3 separate regions of the Mus musculus genome follow, and regions 2 and 3 are each linked to region 1. The links are chromatin loops, found by intact Hi-C in ENCODE. Cell type or tissue: left cerebral cortex. All regions are shown on one strand.

Region 1 (8,000 bases):
TCCTTATGTAAATTTTGGTAAATTGTCACCTGAATTACTAAATTCACAGGCATAGGTGTCATCCATGACGCTCATGCGTGGCCCTAGGTGGGGGGTACACTTCTGATGCTAACATTAGGACCCTTGCTCTGGTTGCTGATATTAGTAATGTATAATTAGTAGTTAGCGATCTTCTTTTTCTCCTCAGTTAAGCTGGCTAGAGGCTCATCAGTTCTATTGATCCCCCATCCCCACCCACAAGGATAAACTCCTCTGTTTTATTGATTTTTCTTGTTGATTTCGTGTCTAATTTCATAGATTTGTTTTCTGATTTTTACCATATCTTTGGCCATTTTGAATTTGCTCTTTTTCTGTTTCCTAAAATAAGACTTTTTTCTTTTCCTGTAAGACAGGATTTCTCTGTAACCCTGACTGGCTTGGAACTCACTGTGTAGACCAGACTGGCCCCAAATTCACTTGTGCCTCCACCTCCTGAGTGCAGAAGTCAAGGCTGTGAGTCACCACACCCAGCCTGAAAACATTTCTTTTTCCAATTTCAGAACGTCTTGCCTAATCCATGTATTTGATTCTGCAAATCTGACTACACTGTGTCCCACACACTTCAGTGTGTTCTGTTTTCATTTTTATTTAGTTCAAAATATTTTTAACTCTCTTTCGAGCCCTCCTTTCTGAGAGTTTTATATTTATCTTGCCTGGGCCCAGGCTGTGTTCACTGTGCTGTGGCTGCCGGTGCCAGAGGCCTGGGTTTCCTCTTATGCCATTGGCTTTATTTTTCTCCCCCCATTGCCTTTGGGTTTTTCTGAAGTCTCCTTCCTAAATGGAGCCTGATAATCCCCCACCTGTGTGCTGGGGTCCCGGGCTGAGCCCGGGCTTCTATTGCTGTGGAGAAGCAAGGTAACCAAAAGAAAGATGGGGAGGGAAGGGTTTATCTGGTTCACACTTCTGCATCACAGTCCACCGATGAAGGAAGTCAGGGCAGGCATCTGGGGCATGAGCTGATGCAGAGGCCATGGAGGGGTGCTCCTTAGGAGCCTGCTCATCATGCTTTCTTATAGCGCCCAGAGCCAGGGCTCGAGACATGGCTCAGTGGCTGAGAGCACTGGCTGCTCTGCCCAGCACCCACATGGCAGCTCACAACGGTCTGCAACTCTAGGCCTAGAGGATCTGACACCCTCACACAGACATGAATGCAGGCAAAACCACAAATGGGCATGAAATTAAATACATTATTAAAATACAAAAAGACAGGACCACCAGTCAAGGGGCCCCACCACCCACAGTGGTCTAGGCCCTCCCACATTAATCATTAATTTAAAAAACACAGTCAGATCTTTTGGATGCAGTTTCTCAATTGACTCTCTGAGGACTCTAGCTTGTGTCAGGTCACAAGCCAGGTTTATTCTACATCCAAACCACAAGAGCCTTCCACTTGGGTGGGGAAGATAACCCACCAGATGCCGACATTGACACAATGGTGACCTGCGAGGATGAGGCAGGAGGATCACAAGTATAAGGCCAGCCTGGACTACCGTGGGGCCCCGGGAGCCTCTTCCATGAATGCACGGCCCCCACCTGGAACTTGGGCACACTCAGCTCCATCAGTCAGCACCTACCATGAATGTGTCTCACGAATCACTGGCAGAGGCTTTCTGTGGAATCTTGCGATAAAGCTGGGCGTCCTAAAACTCAAAAGTGCTATCTGATCGGTCTGCACGTGGGCTCTCGGAGGGTCCCAGCTAGACCAAGGTCTCCAGCAGAGAGCACAGTGCCAAGGTTTCCTTCTCAAGTGTGCATTCATTCCACTGGAACAGAAAGTCACAGGGCTTAAAGCCCGAGCCCCAAGTTCTCCCAGGGTGTGAGCGTGTCTGGTCACCACTGTGGGCAGAACTGTCACCAGCATCTAGCAGGCAGTGGCTGGGGATACTGCTAAACCCCCATGATGTCCTGGGCAGCCCCAGCAAAGAGCTACTCAGCTCCAAATGCCAATAGCAACACCATTACCCCCTTGGGCTTCAGAAAAGACAACCACTGAGTCTCTCAGAAGTTCCCTGTACCCCCACCATGGCTATGCGCCACAGCTGCCATCCAGGTGAGGGTGAGGGAGGTTGTGGAGCCTCCCAGGAAGAGTGCACATCCCTGCTGGGGCAGACCTGACATCACCCAGCAGCTTCTTGGTGGCTGTGGGCGTCTCTGCCCCTGCTTTTCCTGTTCACTGCTTAAAAAGAGGAGGGAGCCTTATGTAATCGCAGCCTCATAGAACCTTCTGTCATTTTGGCACCCTTGGGCTGGGAAAACCCCCTCCCTCCTAAAATCCCATGGGGCATGGAATTCTTTCTTTCTGTTCTAAGCAAGCTCTACAGGTTACAAACTGGGCAACAGCAGAGTGAAAGAGCAGCCTTTGAAGGCACCTCTGCTGGCTGTCTGCACTCTCTGCATTCCCATCCCCCATCCCTCCACCATTTTCCCCTGCCATGGGCACCTTTATTATAGACTGCTGGTCCCCATCTCTACCCCCCTGCTCAGATGTTTCTGCCTGCCCGGAATTCCTCCCATTCCCACCATTTTAACAGCCTTGACCAGACCCTGTGAAACCCTTCCTGCCTAAGAGTTCCTGCAGTGCCCATCCCTGATATCAGCCCCAGCACTCCCTCCCCTCCCCTCTCCTCCCCTCTCCTCCTCTCCCCTCCCCTCCCCTTCCCTTCCCTCCCCTCTGATACCCACAAGTGCCTTCCTGCCAGATCCTGGTTCTCTTTGGGGGCCTGTGACTTAGTTCTGTGAAGTAGATGTGCTCTAAAATAGATGTGACTAAGCGTCCACAGGAACAGGCGGCTCTTGGTTCTCAGAGCGGAGGCTTCCAGTCCCCACAGTGGTTTCCAGGCACTCCTTAGGCACTCCTCGGGCTCTCTGAGGCACGTGGGATGGATCTCGAGGCAGTCACTTGCTCTCTCCATCCCGGGCAGCACCACCTGGCAGCCACCAGCTGCCATGCTAAGGGTGTGTGACTAGAGAAGATGACAAAATCCTAAAGTTCAAGTCTCTCCTCACTTTCCCCAGTGCGCTCCAGGACAGGATTGTGCCCAGGCACCGTACAAGAAAGAAACTGGTTTTTCAGATTTTCGTGCACTAATAAAATTACCTTCTCTAAAGAAGGCAATTTGCATGTTAATGTTTTGGGTAATTCTGTGCAGCTCCAATGCCCCCAGGGCTGCAATTTCTCTCTGACAGGGTGACAAAAATAAACTCCAGCATAAAGGAGCATTTCCCTTCCTGCCTCTGAGCTCCATGTGACGTTCTAATGCGAGTCAAGCTGGAACCCACTGCTCCATCTTCTGACACTGATCTACCTCCTTTCACCTCTCAAGTGACAGGCAGGCTCTGAAGAGCGCCTCGGGGTTGTCTCCTTGAGGACAGGGCTGGGACCCCTTGTGAGTGGACATCACCCCTACAGCCCACCTTCTCCCCCGAGGCCCAGCCTTCAGCTTCTCTAAATTCTCAAAGGTGCAGCTAGGTAAAAGGGCACCACCCACCATCTTGGGGTGTAGAGGGCCACCACATGGGTGTATGGAGTCTATGCAGCTGCCCTGCAAGGGACACGCTGTCCCATCAAGCTTGGGTCCCTCTGGTGACTTAATGAAATCAGGAAGGGAGCTTAATTCACAGGTGTCTTCTCCAGGCCAGACACATTGGTTACACATACATACATACACACACACACACACACACACACACACACACACACACACACACACAGAGCCTACCTGAGGCACTTCCCGTCTTCATGCATAGTGACTGATAGCCCAAGTAGGATGACAGTTGTGCTGTGTGTCACACAGGTGTTGCTCAGAGCAGCCAGGCAGACATGTAACACAGAAAACTTCCTGTAACCTAAGTATTATAGATAGATAGATAGATAGATAGATAGATAGATAGATAGATAGATATAATTCTGTAAAAGAAAATACCTTTCAATGAGCATAGCATAGAGTGATTTCTCTCAGGAGGTGGATCAGGGAGGTGCAACTGAAAAAAATAAACTCACTATGGTCAATAGCAACTGAGATTAGAAAGATGCAACGAGTCACCAGGCGGGATGCAGGGACAGGGCATTGTAGGCCTAGAGAGTGTTCTGGAGACAGAATGGGGTGGAATGGTAGGAAGGGAACACTGCTGTTCAAACCCACTAGAGAAAGGGATGAGGGACTTAGGAGAGTGTGGATTCCCTCCTGAGTTTCAGTCAGGGGAATGCAGGGCTGACCTGGTCTCTATTAGGCAGTTTCGGAGGCAGGAGGGCAGGTGAGGTGGGCACAGGTGTCCCACAGCCCGGCAGAGGTCAAACATCCCAGCAGGTGGAGAGCTTGGCTTGCTGTGTTTGATGTACAGAATGAAGTGTTTCAGGAAGCTGAGGTTGTAGGAGAGAAGTTTCAAAACTGACCCGGGGTTTCTGACTCCTGAAAGTAGGTAGGTGGAGGTGCCATTTATCAAGGTAGGTAAAAAAGACAGGATAGGAAAGCCCACAACAGATTCTTTGAGATGCTAATGAGGTATTCCAGAGGCAAAAGCCCCTGTGGCCTGCAGATAAGGACTGGGAGGAATTTAGATGGCATTTCCTCACTGGAGGTATTTAAAACTCAGCTAATAAATGACAGGGAGGACAGGGAAGGGGGCAAGGGAGGAGCACCCTGAGGACCCCAGCACAAGGGAACCAAGCAGCCAAGGGGGCAGGGGGATGGGGAGCTGCCACTCAGTGGATGCTGCAGAGGGAAGCTGACAAGAGGTGAGAGGTGGAAGGGGAAGGAAGACACCCACTCCTTCAAAAAGCTGTGCTAGACCTGAGGGGCCCAGAGCGGTCCTCTCCTGGGCCTGGAAGGAGGGTGCTGCAGAGGCGTGCCTGCACCTGGGAGGTTTGGCTGAGAGGGATGGGTTGAAGAGAGAAGAGGAAGAGATAGATGGCACCTCAGGCAGCCTGTTCCACTCCAGAGGTCAGGCTGTCCTGTCTGGTGGCTGACAATCAGAGAAGACCTGTGCTGGAGCATTCAATCAAGGGACAGATTTCAAAACACCTGTCTCTCCTCTCATCACTACCAAAGACCCTTTCATAGATAGCATTTTGCATGACCTTACTCCTCATTATAAAACATCTTCCTCTGGAGCTGGAGAGATGGCACAGAGGTTAAAAGCACTTTTCCAGAGATCCCGAGTTCAAATCCCAGCAACCACATGGTGGCTCACAATCGTCCGTAATGAGATCAGATGCCCTCTTCTGGTGTGTCTGAAGACAGCTACAGTGTACTCATATAAATAAAAAAAATAGTCTCCCTCCAGAGGATGTAGCTCAGTTGGTAGAGCACTTGCCTGGCATGTACAAAGCTCTGGGGTTGATGCCCAACGCTGCATGACAGTAGGTACCTGTGACCTCAACTCTTGAAGGTGGAAGCCTGAGGATCAGAAGTTCAAGGTCATCGTCAACTATACAGCAAGTTTGAGACCAGCATGCGCCACACAAGAACTTGTCACTAAATAAATAAGCAAGTAAAAAGAAGACCTTCCTGTGCAGTGTCTCCCACTGTTCCCTCAGGGTCCCAATCCCAGGAGACTTTGGCAGGATGTGACCAGGAAGTGTCCACTGGAAGAAAGGCATGGCTCCTTCAAGTATGGCATGTTCTGATAGGTGTGCAAAGATGTTTGTTACAGCATCATGTGAACATAACATTAGTAAAGAAAAAAGAAACAGAAGTGTCCCACTGTAGTGAGAGGGGCTTTATAGCTCATGATGTGTACGCACTAGGAACGTCTGTGCAGTCTGGGAAAAAGCGAGTGGATATGTATATGCAGATACAGGGAGGGGTCACTAGTACACTACACGCTCAGTGTGGCCGTCCATGCTCAGAACCCGAACACTTGGGAGCCTGAAGCAGGCAGATGAGAATGAAGCCAGCCTGGGCTTCACAGTAAAAGTCTGAAAAGAAAAAGAGAAAGAGAAAAGAAGGAAGGGATGGAAGAGAGAAAGCAAAGGAGAGCATAAAGTACAATACTCAGCCCAGGATCATACAGAAGTGTTATTGATGTGCGCAGAGCCTTGTGAATTCCATTTCACATGGATCTATCAGAGATGGCAATCAGCACGCACTTGTGGCAGTGTCAGAGAGGACGTCCTGCCACTCAGGACCTCACAGGACAATATATGAAATCACAGTTCTTTTCCTCTATGCTTGCCCCAGGCCCCTCCTCCCCTGCCTTGCTGGCAGGCGGGCAGGTGCCAGGAAGTGGCCTGCACCTGCGTGGTGGGCTGAGGTTGCAGGTCATCACCAGCTTCCCATCCCTTAACCAACTAACAAATTAGACCCCAAACCCAAGGCTTGGAACAGCCAAAGGAAGAAGGGGGAGGGGAGGACCCTAAAGCTCCTCCCACCTAGAATTAAGTGAGCTGCGACATGTGCTGGATGCATGTATTTCTCCTTCAAGGCGTAATTGCTGTGCAAGGTCCTGGGACAATGCTGTCTCTGACATTCTTTCTAAGTCAGAGATGTTGGCAGCTTGCTGGGGAATGAGTTTGGAGCCTCAGAACACCCATGAAGCCACTGGTCACAGAAGAGATATCTGGAATGGCATGAAGCAGGGAAGGAAGGATGATCAGTTCTCAGGCGCCATCTTCCCAGTGCGTCTGAAGCATCCGTCTGTTATGGTGGAATCAGGGGTGATGTCAGATGGAAGGAGACTGGGACCACGGGTCTCTGCCAGGGCCAGCCTGTGACCTGTGATTAATGAGAGATGGAATGTTTACTTTCACCCTTGACTGTTTGTCACTGGTGTCGCGGGCTTCTAGGGATAGTGATTTTTCTGCACGGTCTATTTATGGCTCTGTCTCCACACTTACTCATTTCTCCATCCAGACAAGGACAAAGGTGGAAGTGGCGTCTTCCTGCTGTGACGCTTGTAGGCAGTGACCGTGCACGCTGCGGGAATATTGCAGACTTGCTACCCTTTAGTCCCTGTATGGCTGGGCCTTGGGGGGTCTTTCCTCCTCATTCCGGCTTGAGAGAAAATGAGGAAAGGGCAATGGTGGGGACCCCAGCACTACCCCTATGTTGGTTAGTTTTGGTCGGTTTGATACAAGCTAGGGCCCTCAATCAAGGAACCGCCTCCATTAGATTGGACTGTAGGCAAAGCTGTAGGACATTTGGGGGGCGGGGCTGATGTGATTGATGTGTGGGCCCAACCCATTGTGGGTGGTGCCACGCCTGGGCAGATGGTCTTGGGTTGCACAAAAAAAAAAAGCAAGTAGCTCCATGAGTAGCTCCAGTAAGCGGCAATCTTCAATGGCCTCTGTTTGAGTTCCTGCTCTAAGAACTGTGAGCTGAAATAAACCCTTTTCGCTACAAGTTGCTTTTGCCCGTGGTGTTTAATCACAGCAATAGAAACCCAACCTAAGACACCACCCATGTCTGAAATGTGGCCTTGGCCAAGAGAACGTGACCACCTGCCTTGACCTCTCTAGTTGAGCACTATGGCCTCCTCAATATGAAGAGTAATCATGCCAGCCTCTCTGGACTACCATGGGATCTCTGGAAGAGATGGGGTCCTAGCAGGCAGAACTTACTAATGATTGCATTTGGTGTTGTTTTGTTTTTTATCACTTGCTTTAGTTATTTTTCTGGTGTTCTTATAAAATGAGAAGAGCAACTTAAAGAAGAGGAAAAGTTGTCTTAGCTCACTGTCCAAGATAGTCTAGGCGGCAGGAACCTGAAGCAGCTGGTTGTGTGCCATCCACAGTCAGAAGAGGCAAATGAATGCTACATCTCAGCTCATTCCACTTACACAATTCAGGACCCCTAGCACAGGGAATGGTGCCACCCACAGTGGGTGGGTCATTCCACCTTAGTTAATGCTGTCACGATAATTAATTCCCATGGCGTGCCTAGAGGTCCATCTCCCAGGAGATTCTGGACTCTATCAGGTTGACAGTGTTAACCATCACTTTACCATTGTAAACATCCAGAAGA
Region 2 (8,000 bases), 52 kb after region 1:
TGACATTCCTGGCAAAAAACAGGGTATCAGAGGAGTTGTCAAGGACACGAGAGAAGCAGGCAGGCCTGAATCTCTGCTGCAGGCCATACCCCCTCTCACAGCAGTCCTCTTGCCCTGCCTCCCAAGTATTGGCACCACCACGCGCAGCAAGAAGGGGTATTTTTAAGAAGCACAGGTCCCGAGGAAACGTCAGGGATTGGGGTCAGTAATTATCCCTAAACACAGACTTTCTCAGCCCTCTGCTCGGGATCGACCCTGAACCCAAGAATGTCTTTCCTAGACATGCACCTTTCCCAAAGAGCAGAGGCATTCCTCCTTCAAGAAGCCTGCTCTGATTTATCTCAAATGGAGCTCATCTCTTAAGTTTGCTCCACACACTCAGGGTCTCACCAGGCTTCTTGTGAGTGCATGTATGGGCATCATTTCCTTGCTGGCACAGCTACCCCGCCCAGCACAGCCCGCAGCTCTTACCCAGAGAGGTCATTTTCAATCACCATCTTCTGAAGCCCAGCAGAGACGCTGCTGCTGCCGGAGCCCGGGGTGGAGGCCAGGTCATTGGTGCCAGGGAGCTGCCCACTGCCAGGAGTGCTCAGTGCTGTGTGGACATCCCTCAGGATACGAGGCAGAGGTCCCAGCTTCGACACAACGCTCTACAAGAATGGAAACAGGCAGTTGTCACCTATGTCACAGAAACTCAGAGCCCTGACCCCCACCGGTCAGACCCAGCAAGAGAGTACTGCAAATCTGCTTTGTCATAGCCCCCAATCTCCCAGCCTACACTTCCCTACCCAAGAGGCATCTCTGGTAGCCCCTCAAATTACCTACTTCATCAAGGAGGTGGGCTAGCACCCTCTGATGCCTGAGCCTGTAGAGGCCAGATACAGAACAGATGCAAGGTGCTGGTCTAAGAAAGGACAGTGCCTAGGCCCAAGAGAGGAAGGCCTAGTGCCTTCTGAACCTCCGTGTCACAGCACAGATGTGTAGAGGATTCCAGCTGAGCTGAAGGAGCGGACACTACCATGCAGTGGAAAGCCCTGAAAGAAAGAGCTGGCAACCCCATGGCAGAGCTGTGGGGGCAACAGTTCCATCTCACATTCTTGTCACACCCTATTGCCTGTGTGACAACACTGATCATTTTCTGTACTTCCTGCCTGGTTCTGAGACCCATGGGACAGTGACCAGCATACTGGCTCAGGAACGGAAGGAGGGAGGAAGTCATGAGCAAAACTGCATTCCTGCAATTTCAACAGCAAGAGTGGCAGCGAGAAGTGGGTGAGATACAGTGTTCCCACTACAGGATACTCCACTGCACTAAAAGGCCAGAGGTAGTGGTGAGTAACGTGACATGGGAAGACACTCACAATGTGGATGAGAGGTACAACAACCATGTACAGCTAAGTTCTCACTGGAAAACAAACTGAAAGGCAGAAACCCACATGTACTTGTGCCTGAATGTAAGGATGTGTCTATGAGATGGCAAAGCAATCACCTCCAGGATGGACAAGAGGCGGGTACCAGCCTGGGGTCAGCAATCATCACTTGTGTAAAGTGATTCCCTAGCGCCCTGGAAAGCAAGGTGAGTTAAGAAGTGGTTCCTGGTAAACACAGTAGGCTACAGCCACTGAGATCAGCAGGGCTCCAGGCTAGGGAAGGGTTTCTTGGGCCAGGTAACTGAAGCAGCGTCAGGCATGCAGGGACTAATCCTGTCCACTGACAGCTAATGGCAATTATGAAACAGTTTCTTTTTTTTCCTGAATTTAGGACCAAACTCGGGCCTTGTACATTGCCACTGAGCTCTAAGTCCTGCTCTACAGAGGTTCCCAAGTCTGATCTGTCACATGGAGGACCTCAGTATCCTTTCTTTCTCAGTACCTACAAACCAAGAGCACGGGCTTTTTCAGTAAAGCAACTAAGTCAGACCCTCTCCTCTCCCGCTTGGGTAAGGAATGAGCATCACTGTGTACCTGGGCTATCAGAGCTGAGCACACAGGGGTAGACCTGGACCTAGTACGCAGAGCTAACGGCTATAACGGCTGGGGAGTGAACATCCAGAGAGAGCCCCACTACAAGCTGATTGGCCCACAGGTGTAGGGCCTCCAACCTAGCAGATATACCATCTAACCCAGGCAACAGGCACCTGATCAAGCTGGCTGACAGCTTCCCAGAGCAGGGAGTGCAGGCTAGAGAGCTCCCGGCCCAGGTCTATGTAGCCCTCGAAGCCTGCTGTGTTGGAAAGGGTCTCGGGGTTGGAGATCTCCAACAGGAAGCGCTGCATGTTGGTCCACTCGTGCTCCAGGAACTGGTTCATGAAGGACATGTATTCTTCCTTGCTGCCAAACCTGGACAGAAAAGGGTGGCCAAGGTGAGGCCCTTACCTGAGTCAGATCTCATCTCCTTCCTCACCATGGCTGCTGCCAAGCAAGGTTCGGAGTCACTAGGGCCTTCTTCTCAAGGCCAAGACCACTCTACCCTCTTCAGAACGGAAGTCACTAGAGTTTTCCGTGTTTCCTCTAACACTGCCCATTATGGGCTCCTGCCTCTTCTCCTCCAGATTTGCAAGCCAAGCACAGAGGTCAATTTCAGATCCACACTTGGCTCAGGGTTTTAGTCATCAGGAACACCCCCAAGACCAGTGCCCTCCTCCGGATTCCCCTTTCTCAGGGAAGAGACCATCATCCACTGGACAAGTCAGAGGTCTGGCAGTGCTGTCAGCTCCCCTTCGGCCTGCTGACCTGATCTTCTAGTCACCTACTATCTGTCCCTAGGCCACTGCCTCCCCTCCCCCATGCCTATCATTTTTAACTGAAACCTGGCTATAGCCTCCCTCAGTCTCTCTTATCAGCCATACCATGTTCAGTGGAGATCCTTTTCAGGATCCAGAAGAGGTAAGGGCCATGTTGTGTGGTCCATCTCTGCACCATGTGGCCTTCAGGTTCCTGTGGCCCCCATGGGTTACTTCTCATCTCTCCTAGACTCCTTTGGTACCAGGCCCTTGCCATCATGCCAGCCTCTGTTCCTTATCTGAGCTAGATGATTGGCCTTCCTGTTTTTTCTCCCCACAAGCCTTTGCTCCCCTGAGACTCTGTCATTCGTCTTGGTCCCACCCTTTTCTCTACTGGACTTGCCTCATGCCTGATCATGTCTACAGTCAGGGCCCAGCTCAGACAGACCTGGGCAAGGGCTCAATCCAACTATGAATTAATTATAAGACTACCCAGCCCTGCCACTTTAATCTACTCTGTCTATAATGGCAGCCAAGGGGTTCAGAGAGATGGCTCAGTGGTTGAGAGCACTTGCTGCTCTTGCAGAAGACCCAGATTCAATTTCCAGCATCCACATGGTACTTCACAGCCATCCCTAATGTACTTTCTGTGCGTCTGATGCCCTCTTCTGACCTCTGTGGGCACCAAGCACTCATGTGTTATACAGACAGACATGCAGGCAAAAACTCACACATAAAATGATTAAATCTTAAACAAACAAACAAACAAACAAACAAAACTTCTACAAAACCACCAGAAGTGCTTTACAGGCAATCATTTTGGCAGCATTAACCCAAGTGCCCAGCTACTCAGGAAATCAGCCATTCATTGCAAAGTGGAGCTTGGTGCTAAAAGACATACGAGAATCCTTATGGCATATTATGATAATATGTTAATTCAAAAAAGCAGAAGGAAAAAATATCTTCTCTTCCCACCTCTGAAACCCAAAGAAGCATACCAAACGGCACTGCACCACTGGGAGGGTGGCTGTGGGGGAGGGTTTATTCTGAGGTAAGTGGCGGGGGAGAGACTAAGGGGGACAGAAACAAAACCAAGGCCTACTTCACTAGTCCAGGCCAAGGTCACACATGCACCAAGTTTCTGTCCCTGTGTACTTCAATCCCATGGGACACAACACTCACTTGGCAAAGTTGGCCAGGTTCTGGGTGACTTTGGCAATGAGCGTGAGGGTGCGAGCCGTGCGGTCGTCAGGATACTCCTGAAGCAGGTTGAAGAGCGAGGGTGACATGATGGCAGGGCACAGGAAGCGAAGGAAGAGGGAGGCGCTGATGAGCCGTTCACTGATATCTGGCCGGCCTCGGCTGCTACACTCCTGCCGCCATGAGGCGAACACCTCCTTAAGCTCCCGTGGGAAGACGCTGCATAGGAACAAAGATGGGCCTGGGGGTCAGATCTGTTTGAGTCACATGGAACCCTGAGTTCCAACCACAGCTCTATGTTGATGGTGGAATGAGCTCAGGGCTCTGCAGCCACGAAATCTCAGACATTTAAGGAAACAGCCAGCCAGGGTGGGCAGAGAGGCTGCTCAGCAGACAGGGTAGACTCTCAGTGAAGGGTCCAAGTGTGCTGAGCGTGGAGGCGGGTGGAACTGGCTCCATGCCAATATAAATAGCAAGAATGCCACTACAATCGCGCTCGTCCTCCCAAGGGGAGCACCTCTTTCTGCTCCAACAATAGGCTTCTGGGTCTAGAGGCATGAAGAAAGCCACAGGGCAGGCAGATCGCTGTTCCTTGGGCTCCTATTTCTGGCTATCAAGACTCATCCCTCTGCCTGAATGATGTCATAGGAATCTGGGTTTCCCACAGAGCTCATGATGACTGGACAGGGAGTCTCCCCAGCTAGCGAGAACACAGTCTGTCATGAACTAGCTGGGGAGAGAAACAAACTTTCCTGGGGTGACAGTTAAGAAGGCACTAGCACAGAGTTCTTGGCTCCATTGAATACCCACTTTAGGTGAGTTTCCTACCTTTTCACCCCAGGGCATACCAGACCCCAGTGCTCCTTGGACCTAGTCTACTACCGACTCTGTCCTGAGCCCAGCAGACAGGACGTGGGGCAATAAATGAGGCAGAGTCAGCAAGGCTGCCTAGTGAAATGGGGGTAGGCAGTCTACTGCCAGGTGATGTCTACTGATGGTCTTGTCCAGAAGAGAAGTCTCTTCTAGATGACAGAAAGAAGAGACTCCTATCACAGAAGGTCTTCCAATGGAATGGAGAGCAAAGGTTGAGAATGCAGCTTAGTGGGGAGATGACAGTGTGTTCCGAGGGTGCTCAAGGCTCTACAATTGTCCCCTTACCCCAGAGAAGCATCGCATGCAAAACAAGCTGAGGGACCAGGACAAGTGGGCACTACCACAAGCACTGGCCACACTGACCCCTTCCTAAGGTCACGGTTTACCCAGGAGGCCTGCCTTTGCCTATCTGTTGGGAAAGGCAAGCACTTCCTGTGGCACCTCTGAGCTAGTGCTTCTGACTGCAAGGGTATGGACGATTAGGTTACATGTAGGGCCAGACTATGTAAGATCAAAGGAGACGACACGGGAGAAAGAACCAGACAAATGTGGAGATATGGCTTTGGAGTGGCTTGGGCAGGACGAGCATAGCTCTGAGCTGAGATGATGGTACAGGCACCTAAGTAGCTTCTCTCATGTGGATACAAACTCAGCACTGTGGCTGGCAGCAAGGCCTACAAGGTCAGTCCCATGTGTGCTAAGCACAACCAGGGTTAGCACCAGGCCAGCAAGGCGTCATAAATGCAGCAGGTGCCTAGGAAACCGGCCTTAAGAGAAGCTTCCCAGGAACGAATTCCAGCCCCATTTGTAGCCCCAAACAAGTAACTCATTTCTACTGTAATACTACCCCTTTCTTCTCTGCTCTGTTTCAGTCAGAGGACTAGCTAGTGCTCCCTCAGTTGATACAAGGGTAATAATCGTCAGGGACAGGCAGATGAGGAGCCACTGGAGCAGTGCCAGGACACCAGGGCTCTAGCTCCATGTTGCACCGGCGCACTGACATTCGCCTCTGCGTGTGCAGGGTGCTCACCAGTTGTAGGTAGAGAAACAGCCATTTCCAGGTTTTACACTCTCTCTCTCTCTCTCTCTCTCTCTCTCTCTCTCTCTCTCTCTCACACACACACACACACACACACACACACACACACACACACACCTTACAGGTATTCTTGAGTGCTTTCCTATATTTAAGAACTCAAAAAGGGGCGTGACAGGAACCTGGCCGTCCAACAACCCAGTGGAATCAGATGCTGGCACCCAGGGCAGGAGTGGGGGCATTCAGACAAAAAAAGATAGTCAAGATGAATGGAAGGGAGGGATTAGGCCAAAAAAGGAGCACACAGCTCCCAACAGGTGGCACTAACCAGTAGGAGTTGATGATCTTGCAGAAGGCCAGCTCACAGCACATCTTGAGGTTGCCCTGGTGCTCAGGGAGGTCAGCGGATGAGCACTTGCTTGGGTCCACTTCACAATTTTCATCTGACTCATACAGAGCTTTGATGAACTCACCTGTGGGCGGGCGGGTGAGCATGGAGAAAGCAGTGAGGGTCTGATGAGCACCGCCCAGCCCTTGCCACCTGCTGGCCCTGTAATGTCCCCACTACCTAGTGCGTCCTGCAGGTACTTCTGGCCCACAAGTTTGAGGTATTCCTCGATGGCCTTGGTGGCCAGTGTGTTCTCCCGGAAGATGAGGTGCTCATTGTCCCCACAGCGGTCCACCTCTGACATCATCAGGTCTGTTAGAAAGTCCTAGGGAGGCAGAAAGGGAGCAGAGTGGAACTGAACTGAGCTGAGCTGGCAGAACCATCACTGTCCTTGGCTGCTGGACAGCCCAGCTGACCATGGGAAGACACTGGCAGAGGAGCTGAGCTGTACCTTGCCTCTGGCTGTGGTATCTGACAGGATGAGAGCTCCCTTCCTCTCAAGCCCAAAGTCTACAGGGCAGGAGACGATGCCCAGCAATCTAGCATGGGCCAGGGTTTCTGGAGTTCTCAAAACTCATTTCAATGTGCCCAACTTTTGAAGATCTTTTGAAATACAGAATTAAGACCTTAATCCAGGAGGCCAGATGACCAACAAAAGGAAGGGCTGAGAGATAGGTGGGTCCAAGAGGAAGCTATGGTTGACAACCCCCACCCCCACCCCACGCACATCTTGGAAATACAATCAGAGGTAAGGACCCATCCCTGCTGAAGCAGCACCATGACTTCTATCCAAAGCCACCATCTTCCTGAAGTTCTGTAACAGCTCTGGACCTCAGCACTGGGGTAAGACATGAATCCTAAGAGGTGGGCAGCAGAAGAGAGAAAGCAAGGCACAGAGCAGATAGACAACCTGCCCAAGGCCCCACAACCATCTGGGGTCACGTTCTGCATCCAAGATCACAGAAAGTTCACTGAGAGGGGAGTCCTAGGATGGGAACTGGAAAAGCACACAGCTTAGACAAGCAGGACCTAAGAGCGAGCAAGAGGTGTCAGGACTCAGGTCTGGGGCCCTCGGAGTGCAGCTACATTGGGAGGGCAGTGTCTCACAAACAAATAGTCTTCAGCATGAGTTCTATCTGGTTCAAGAATGCCCTGCTAGTTCTAGATTGTTCCTGAGGCAATAACCCAGAGACATCAGTTACTTCCTACCCCTTCATTCTCTGTGTGCCTCTTGGCTACTTCATATATCAGCTTCCCAAGCCATAGCAGCCCTTGGGACTGGGAGCTAAAAAGACTCAGCAGCAGGGAAGGTTAAACCTTCCAGCTTACTCTCTTCAAACTCCCCAGAATCTCTAGCCCACCACCACCAGCAAAGCCAAGCCCGGCTGTATGGGCTGGAGAGCTGGTTCAGCAAATAAGAGCACTGGCAGCTCTTCAGAGCCAGCTTTGACTCCTAGCACCCACATGGTGGCTCACAATCGTCTGTAACTCTAGTCCCTCTTCTGACCTCTGTGGGAAGCAGGCATGTATGTGGTGCTCAGACATACATGAAGGCAAAGCAAAGTCCCTGTACATATAGAATTTTAAAAATGTAAAAACCAGACTATAACAACAACAAAAACCATGCAGTATTTCAAGAGTTGGCCTAGCTGGCAACCTACCCAGCCAGCCTGAAGGCAGGCATATGGGGAAGAGGGTCCTGAAGACATGGAAGAAGGCAGCACTCTCCCTAAGGAAGTCCTTTTCCCTCCCTGTCCTTCTGCAGGGCCAGTCAGTCCAGC
Region 3 (8,000 bases), 78 kb before region 1:
AGCAGGAGACCTTCCCAGGCTCACTGATGTGAAATCCACTTTAAAGACTTTCACCAGCCAGCAAATGGTCCCATTTGTTGGTGTGTTGTAAGCTGTGGGGCATGGTTTTAGTTTTTATGTGGCTGAGAAAGCGCCACTTTACCTCTGTGCTGTCTTCAGAATGATCACTTCCTGTGTTTCACTCCAATTGTGTGAGTGAAGCTGAGCCCCCGGGGGGCCAAGCCTCGAACACACAAAGCCTTTCTTTCTCCCTGGGGACTTTGTGTGTTTGGACCCATAATCTACGCAAATCCCAGAACACTGTGCAGTGGGAGCTTCATTCTAGAATAGCTGAGAGTGAGGCTCCCTCCATTTCACCTTCACCTCCAGCTCACTCTACAGCCAGTCAGGCCCCAGTCACCCTTAAGGGACTCTCCGGACTCCCAGACTTCTGTGACCTTCTGTTTAGTGACTTCTTGTGTTTATTCCCCATAAATAAAATCCTAACATGATTGGTACACTTGTCACTGATGAACAAAATGTAAGTTTGGTCGCTTAAAATGGGAATTCTTTTTCTATAATCATGCACAGCTTTATTTTTTGAATTCAATACTCACTGAGGTGATTTAGGGTCTTCATTTTGATCATCTTGCCAAGGACGAGTGATTCAGACCCAGTCTCCCACATAGCTAGGGTGGCCCAGTGACCAGTCTAGAGTCACCTCTCGAGGGTAGAACACTCGTCTTCAGCATTGCTGTCACTCTTCCTCACTCAGTGGCATGAGTGTGTCCTGGCCCTCATGCCTCTTTGTCATCTCTTAGTCCAGAGCCCAGTTCAGGCTACAAACAAGCATGAGTGCAGGGAACAAGAGAGCAGAGGCTTGCATCAGTGCCCCTGATGGGCGTCACCAGTCTTACTTAGCGTGCTGACCACTCCTGTGCCACAAGCTGCCCATGTCCCCAGTCCTCCTAGAATAACACATCAACTTTTCTGGAGATTCCACATAGCTGCAGGGCCTCGAGACTCATTTCATGTTTGAGGAGCCTGCTTTGTTAAGTTGAAGCTCTCTTCAACTTAACTGAAAGGTTCTACTTACTGTAAATAAAGGTGGTATCTGATAAGGTAAAGAGTTTTTTTTTTCACAAATGAGAAGAAATGAGGCACTTTATGCGAATGTGACAAATGTATGTTGTCTGCACATAAAACTTAATAAGAGACTTAACACCAGACTTTGAGACTCGGTTCTGTGTGTGGTGCAGTGAGGACGTGAACGCACGTGGTAGGCTGTAGGCTGACTGCAGGTGTCTTCCCTTGATTACTGTCCACCTTTCTTTTTGAGATAAGGTGCCTCAGTGAATCCAGAGCTCATAGATTTAGCCATAGAAGGACTCAGGGACCCTTCTGTCCCCTTCCCTCACAGCACTTGGTTACAGGTACATGCCACCACGAATGATTGCCATGCTTGCATAGCAACCTTACCAAGCAAACTATCCTGAGCCCCTGCTTGTGATCCTAACTGTGGTCTCCTGGGAATGTGTACGTGTTTAAACCTCCACTTGTATAGTCTAAATTTATAAAAGGTTCATGCGCTAATAAAACTATGCCTGTCGATCGTCAGGTTTTCCCAGAAGTATTTTCCCTTTTCAGGGAGGAGCTGCCTGAGAAATTATTCAAATCAGATGTCTTGATCTATCTGGATCGCAGCTCTCAGGCGTTCCCTCCCCCGCTCTGCTATCTCCCACCATTACTGTGGTGCTTTAGGACTGAGGCTCGTGGGGACCTCATCAGGGACACACGGTAGTGAAGCATCCTCTCGGCAGAGAACACTCACTTCATGAAGCTCCTCAACTGATGTCTTAAGAGCACCGATGGTTTTTAGGTCATGGGCCCCAAAGGAAGACCCATCCTCGGTCACAGTTACCGAAATCACATCTTACCACCTGTAGCCTCATGTGCTCTGTGCTGTGGTGCCAAAGGATAGCCCAGCTACCAGCCTGCATAGCCTTCTATGTCTCTGCCATGCTACCATAGGATAGCCCAGCCACCAGCCTGCATAGCCATCTATTCAGGATGCTCTTTGGACCTTTTTTTTTCCTGCCCATCTAACTCTGCCAGTGCCTTCATGGGGCAACATCACCCAGGGTCTGCCCCACCCTCCCTTCAAAATATGTCCCATTTCTCTGTATTCCTGTAGAATGTGATGTTTTGTTTTGTTTTATCAGTTTATATGGACCTCATGCATGTCTAGATCTCTTTATCCGAGAGCGCCGGACTTGTAGCGAGAACTCTATCAAAAGCATTTTCTCAGATTTATTGGCTCAAAACACTGGATCATATAGTTCAGAGAGAGGCCGTTTACAGAGGATCTGTGATGCTGTTTATTTGTTGAACAAAAATGGTAAGCATGCCTATCAAATCCCAGGAGGACACAGAAAGCTGGGAGAGGTGACTGCAATACAAGAGCCATCTGTCCATCCGCTGTCCACATAGCTAAGCCTGTGCCCTGAGCCAGACCTGCACTGTAAGCATCCTTCAGGTACTTTTCACCACAGAGCTGTCAGGGGAGGCACTTGGTGGGTGAGGAGGTCGTCCTAGCCCCGTTAGCTCTGTCAACTTGACACAATCTAGAACTTCCTGAGTGGGGAGACTTAGTGACTGCTTGTCCAGAGTAGGTTGGCCTGCAGGCACATACCTTGAGTATGCTGACTGAGGTGGTAAGACGTGACCACTGTGGTTGGTGCCATCCTCAAAGCAAGGGATCCCAAATTAAGTCGGAGTTGAGAAATACACCCGAGTATAAGTGTGTGTGTACACTCCTATTCCTGATTATAGGTTCAGTGTGGACAGTTCCTTCAGTCTCTGCCACTGTGACTGCCCTACCATGATGGACTGCATGCAGTCTTGAACCATGAGCAGGAATAAATACCTCCCCCCTTACATTTTTTTTTTTTGGTTAGGATATTTTTTATCACAGCAATAGCTAATGAACCTAAAAATCTCCAAAGTAGTGAATGGTATTAGGAGGTAGACCCTTGGGAGGTGAGCATACCATGAGAGCAGAGCCTTACCAGTGGAGGAGTGTCTCACAAAGGGGATCCAGCGTCCCTGCTCTCCTGAGCAATCTGCAGCCAGACTCTGCGGGCTCCATTGGATTTCTAGGGGAACGAGGGAGATAACAGTGTGTCAGCTCAGGCTGTGACTCTCCCTCATAGCTGACTACACACAGCTGAGTCAGGAGGCTCACAGCCAGGCTTCTCTGAACCCAGGGCTCTTGCTTCAGCCTTGAGGAGAAAGAGCTACTGAGGCAGCACAGTGGCTGCCTGGGGGAGAAAAGAAATGAGCTCTGCTTGCTGGGAGAGGCTTAGCTTACAGCCACACTCCGCCACCAACTCACTGGGAGATTGGCAGCAACCTCAGATCACCCCCACCCACGGCTGGTGCTACAGGGATGCTAAGAGCCCCATTTCAGGAGGCTGCAGTGCCTTACCCGAACATCTTAGGGAACAAAGGAATTAATGAACATGAATCAACCCTAAGTTAAACCGTGTGGCGTGGAACAAAAGGAGAAAGGAGCTGCTTTCAGATTCTAAATGAATATGAGTACCAGCCATCAGCAAGCCCAGTGGAGGGAGCCTTAGTGCTCCTGCATGGATGCTCCTGCATGGGTGCTCCTGCCTTGTCTGCCCAGTGCTATTATGAGCAACACAGAACAATGCCTCCCCAGGGACACTCCTGGCCCTGAGCCCCAAACCAGGGCTCCCGAGAAGCCAGGACTCTTCACCTATAAAACCCATGGCTGCTTCCTGGCAGGCGCCTATGAAGAGGAACTTCAAAGTGTATGTCAGGATCCTCATCTAGCGCCAAAGATTCAAACACCTCTCAAGAGCTGGGTAACCCTGGAGCCCTCACACAGGTAAACTGGGATCTTTGTGAGAAGAACACAGCACCTGGGAGAGATTGATGGGACAGGATCTTTCACACAAGTGAGAAAGAAAAAAAAATGCTTTATCTTCTAAAGAGCAGCCTGCGCCTTTCATCCTGAGATTAAGGCTCTCCCCCTCATCCCCATTGCTGCTCTTGATCAAAGAGCTACGTGGGAGTAGGACAATGGGGCCATCTGTCCATCTGTCTGTCTGTCTGTCCATCTGTCCATCCATACCACGATCCCGTCCAGGCTCTGGATTAGGCTCTGTGAACAGCAAGATTCAAAGGTTGAGTTCTGGCTACAAGCAAAGTGATTAAGAGTTGACATGGAGGCCTGTCATGGGGAACCTGGGAAGGAAACCTCGGAGTGTCTGAGGGTTGCCCTGAAGAAGAGACCCATATATTTGATAACTAGGTATGTGTAAGAGAAAGAGAAGATAGGGCATATTACCCAGAGCAGGAGACAGCAGGAGAAAGGTCAGAAATTACCCACAGGCCTGATGGATCTAGAGAACAGGGGGTGGGGGAGGGTATGTGGCTAAGCACAGCCTGAAGACTGCCAAGCCACAGTGGTCGGGCAAGCAGAGGACTCGGTCATCTAGCCTGAGGTCATTTGTAGGCTCTGAGGTGTGGTAGTGCCCATGGAACAGCGTTGTCAGTCACCTTTGCTGGGGTATTAGTACCCCAGTCCTTAACTTCAGCACTGGGTGGGGGACACACTCTCCTTCCATTTGTCATGCACCTCAGACTTCCTGTCAGAAACGGCCCAGAGGAAAAGTGTCCTGAGATCCTGCTGGCAGTATTAGAGGTCTATAAAAAGAGCCATTCAGAGAGAAATGAAGAGTAAGGCAGGCATCCTGGCCCTCCCCTCCTGGAGCTTCACGGCCATGAGAGAAAATTCCCATAAGGCCATACAGTCAGATTCAAACTGTGAAGAAACAAAAAAAAAAAATCAATATTTTTGCAATTCACCACATAGAACCCCCCTGTACCCTAACCTGCTTGTGGACACTTTGGGGAGCTTTCATTCCCTTATGACAATTGGCTGTGACAGGGACATAAGATGTCTCTCACAAGCCGGAGGAAATCTCTGGAATAAATCTTGGATGATAAAAATAGCTGACTCAACAGTTTTCCTCAGGTTTAAAAAAAGAAGGGAAAAACCCCAAACAATCAAACGATCATCCCCACAGGTGTTTCTGCAGGAAATTGCCTGGCTCTGGTTTTTCTCTCCTCTCTCTGGAAGTGCCCAGTTTCCCTCTGACCTCCCCATTTGTCACCAGGGCTCCACAAGAGCTTTTCCACCCCTGCCTGCCTGCCTCTGCTTCATTTCCAGCCTCGGAACTCTCACCTGCCCCTTTCACCCTGGCGACTCTGCAGAGGGCTCTCTGTTTTCTACCACGAGGCTCCCTCTTAGCATCTCCTAAATCTTCACTTGCATTGTAATAAAAGCAAAGCAGCCATCACGTGGCTAGCAGTAGACAAGTAGGCCTCCAGATCCGGAGGCACAGCCCAGCTGCACTCACCCAATCACTTTGCAGGGCAACGTGGCCTTGGGGTGGAAAAGAAACATGACCTTGCCTGTTACCACGGTGTACTTAAGTGCCTAAGTCTGGGGGCGAGGGAGAGCGGGAGGGTGACTTTAGCTGCTGTGTACAAACTGTGCGGCGAGCCAGTACCTTCACTAGCAACAAACTGAATGTCAGTCTTTTGAATGAAAGCTCAAGCATTTCTCTGAGAGACCAGAGAGGTGGCATAGCATCGGGTCAGGAAGCTCGGAAGTATGCTTGGGACCTGGGTGACCCCGTGAAACCTTAGGAGCAGACTGAAGCTGTATTTTGATAAAACCTCAGTTTCTACACCTATGACATGAAGCATGTGATACCTCGCACCTTTGGGGCCATCAAAATGCACCTGGAACAACAATGCCCAGTTAGAGGGTTTTTTGTTTGTTTGTTTGTTTGTTTGTTTGTTTGTTTGTTTAAGATGGAGGCTCATGTAGACCAAGCCAGTTTTGATCTTGTTACATAGCTGAAGAAAACCTTGGATTTCTGATCCTTCTGCCTCTACTTCCTGAGGGCTGGGATTACACATGTGTATCACCGTACCTGATTTATATGGCGCTGAGACTAGAACCCAGGGCTTCACGCACGTTAAGCCAGCGTCCTCCCAGCTGGGTAATATCCCAAGCCTGAGCACATCTTAGAGAACTCTGACTTCACCTGTTGGGGGAAGATTCCTTTTGTAGTTTGGGAATAAATTGGAAGAGTAGTTTGTTCTGCTTTATTTATGATGTAATGCTAAAAAAAAAAAAAAAAAAAAAAAAAAAAACCAAAAAAACAAATTTTAGAAAATATAAGAGGTTTCTGCTAATGTCCACCTTTCCCACCTGTAAATGGGGCTTCAGCCCTCTCTCCCAGTGCACAGGCTATTGTAATTCTGCTGGCCTTCGAAGGCTTCACGGCGCAAATGTCATCCCACATCGCTCTACCGTACGCCTCAGCGTCAGTAACCGGAAAGCATCCGCAGGCTCTGTCAAACAGTAATTTATCCCCATTGTTAGATGCCTTTGAAGGGCTCAATTACGCTCTTCTCTAAGTAGAGCAGAGCCATGGGATTACTGAATCAAGAAGGTGGGTGGGTGTCTCCAAAGCTGCTGGGGCCAGTGCTACCCTGTGCTTGCAAAGAGCTGTAGCTGCTGGTTACCATGGCTGCCACCAACTAGGGCTGTCTGGTCCTAGAGCGTGGATGTTCTGTGTAAATTAGTTGTCGATTTAGTGTATGTCAGCTAACGTAAAAGTGTGTGGGTCTTTGACTATATGAGGCTGGCCATGGTTCCGTGTGGACTTTTATGTTTGTTACTCCTATTTCACGTTGTGGGATCTGGAACATAGAGGCTTACATCCCTTGTCCGTGTGAGCATGGGTGTTTATGAGGAGGCCAGAATAGGATGTTGGGTGCCTGCTTTGACTCTCTGTATTCCTTTGAGCCAGGATCTGTCACTGAACCTGGAGCCAGGCTGCTGATGGCCAAGCACCATCAGTCCTCCTATCTCTGTCCCCCAACTCCCCAGCACTGGGGTCACAGAAAACACGTGTAGCCGTGCTCATTTTTCATATGGGTGCAGGGGATTTGAACTGGTGTCCTCACACTTGTATATCAACCTCTAGTTCCCACTGACCTATCTCTCCAGTCCCACACTTAATATTTTGAGGTTTGATAAACATATACAGCCAGGGAGCAAGAAGGAAGGGCTCAGAACAACTGGAAAGTCAGTCGGGGTCCTTTAGTCACTCAGGAGCCTTTAGCCCAAGGCCAGCTTGCTTCTAAGGTGGCTGCCATCCAAGCTGCCTAAAGTTGATTTCACAAAGTTGATAACCCCATCCCCCATAAATTCCCCCCAAGGACTCTAGTAAAACATGTGGCATTGAAAACTCAGTGGAGTGGAGGAGACTAGAGAGAGGCTTGGCTGTTAAGAGCACTCAATGCTCTTGCAAAGAACTTAGCTCAGTTCCCAGCACCGTCTGACACTCACACATCCCTGTAACTCCAGGCCAGGGATCCAGCGCCCTCTTCTGGGTCCATGGGCACCAGCACACATAATCACATAAGTAAAAATAAAATAAATCTTAAAGAAAGAGAATGCAGTGCCTTTGAAGGCAGTGAGCAAGCCCCAGGGAGTGGTGGCCAGCATAAATACGTTCAGACACACCTGCAATTGTGGTACTTTACATCCTTTTAAAGACTCTCAGTCAAGTGAAACCTAAGAGGGATCAAGTCCTGAGGGCAGAAGCACTAGCTGGAGGAGCCTAAGGGTTACCAGTAGGTTCTTCCGCAGAGCTCCTCGTTGTGCTTCCTGGGCAGGCTCCAGCCTGAAGGTTCACTTCCTCAAACTCTAGCAGCTGAAGCCCAGGGCTGGCTGACAGCCAGATTTGCTAACCTGGAAGACGGTACCTCTTTAACCCAGATGGCTCCCTGAGCGCCCCGACAGACAGCATCTTCTATACAGTTCTCTGCTCTTCCTCTCCCAGCAGAGGAGGCCACCATGGCCAGTTCAATCAGCCCAAGTTCAGGCCACCTCTGCTCCGCTTCCCACA

What was found. A loop is a pair of places that touch in the nucleus more often than their neighbours do. Peaks named below come from ENCODE experiments on the same cell type or tissue, not always from the same donor. Only the 100,000 strongest peaks of a DNase experiment are listed, where the experiment ranks them.
Region 2: it touches region 1 in a loop (7-fold over the local background); 2 of 42 quality-filtered maps call a loop at or near these places.
Region 3: it touches region 1 in a loop (5-fold over the local background); 2 of 42 quality-filtered maps call a loop at or near these places.

What each region holds. Positions count from the first base shown.
Region 1 is chr2:35,763,254-35,771,253 of GRCm38, reverse strand. All of the region lies in intron 9 of Ttll11 (tubulin tyrosine ligase-like family, member 11), which reads left to right. Among named protein-coding and RNA genes, the nearest start is that of 9030204H09Rik, 52 kb to the left of the region's middle. In left cerebral cortex, a CTCF peak has its summit at 5,274 (motif pointing left); DNase peaks (open chromatin) are centred at 1,623, 2,239, 2,871, 3,242 and 2 more places; H3K27ac peaks cover 4,116 bases.
Region 2 is chr2:35,711,410-35,719,409 of GRCm38, reverse strand. Dab2ip (disabled 2 interacting protein) reads right to left here. Exons shown (of 16, transcript NM_001114124.2): 7 at 6,400-6,544; 8 at 6,160-6,304; 9 at 3,905-4,141; 10 at 2,138-2,339; 11 at 472-650. Among named protein-coding and RNA genes, the nearest start is that of Dab2ip, 93 kb to the right of the region's middle. In left cerebral cortex, no CTCF peak of the experiment used is centred here; DNase peaks (open chromatin) are centred at 3,717, 3,996, 4,330 and 4,523; H3K27ac peaks cover 2,422 bases.
Region 3 is chr2:35,841,519-35,849,518 of GRCm38, reverse strand. The region is part of intron 6 of Ttll11 (tubulin tyrosine ligase-like family, member 11); the gene reads left to right. It overlaps Gm10829 (a long non-coding RNA gene), which reads right to left. Exons shown (of 4, transcript XR_003953791.1): 1 at 7,844-8,000; 2 at 6,293-6,435; 3 at 5,255-6,125; 4 at 2,295-4,831. Among named protein-coding and RNA genes, the nearest start is that of Gm10829, 4.0 kb to the right of the region's middle. In left cerebral cortex, a CTCF peak has its summit at 7,457 (motif pointing left); DNase peaks (open chromatin) are centred at 4,051, 5,326, 6,586, 7,828 and 1 more place; H3K27ac peaks cover 1,423 bases.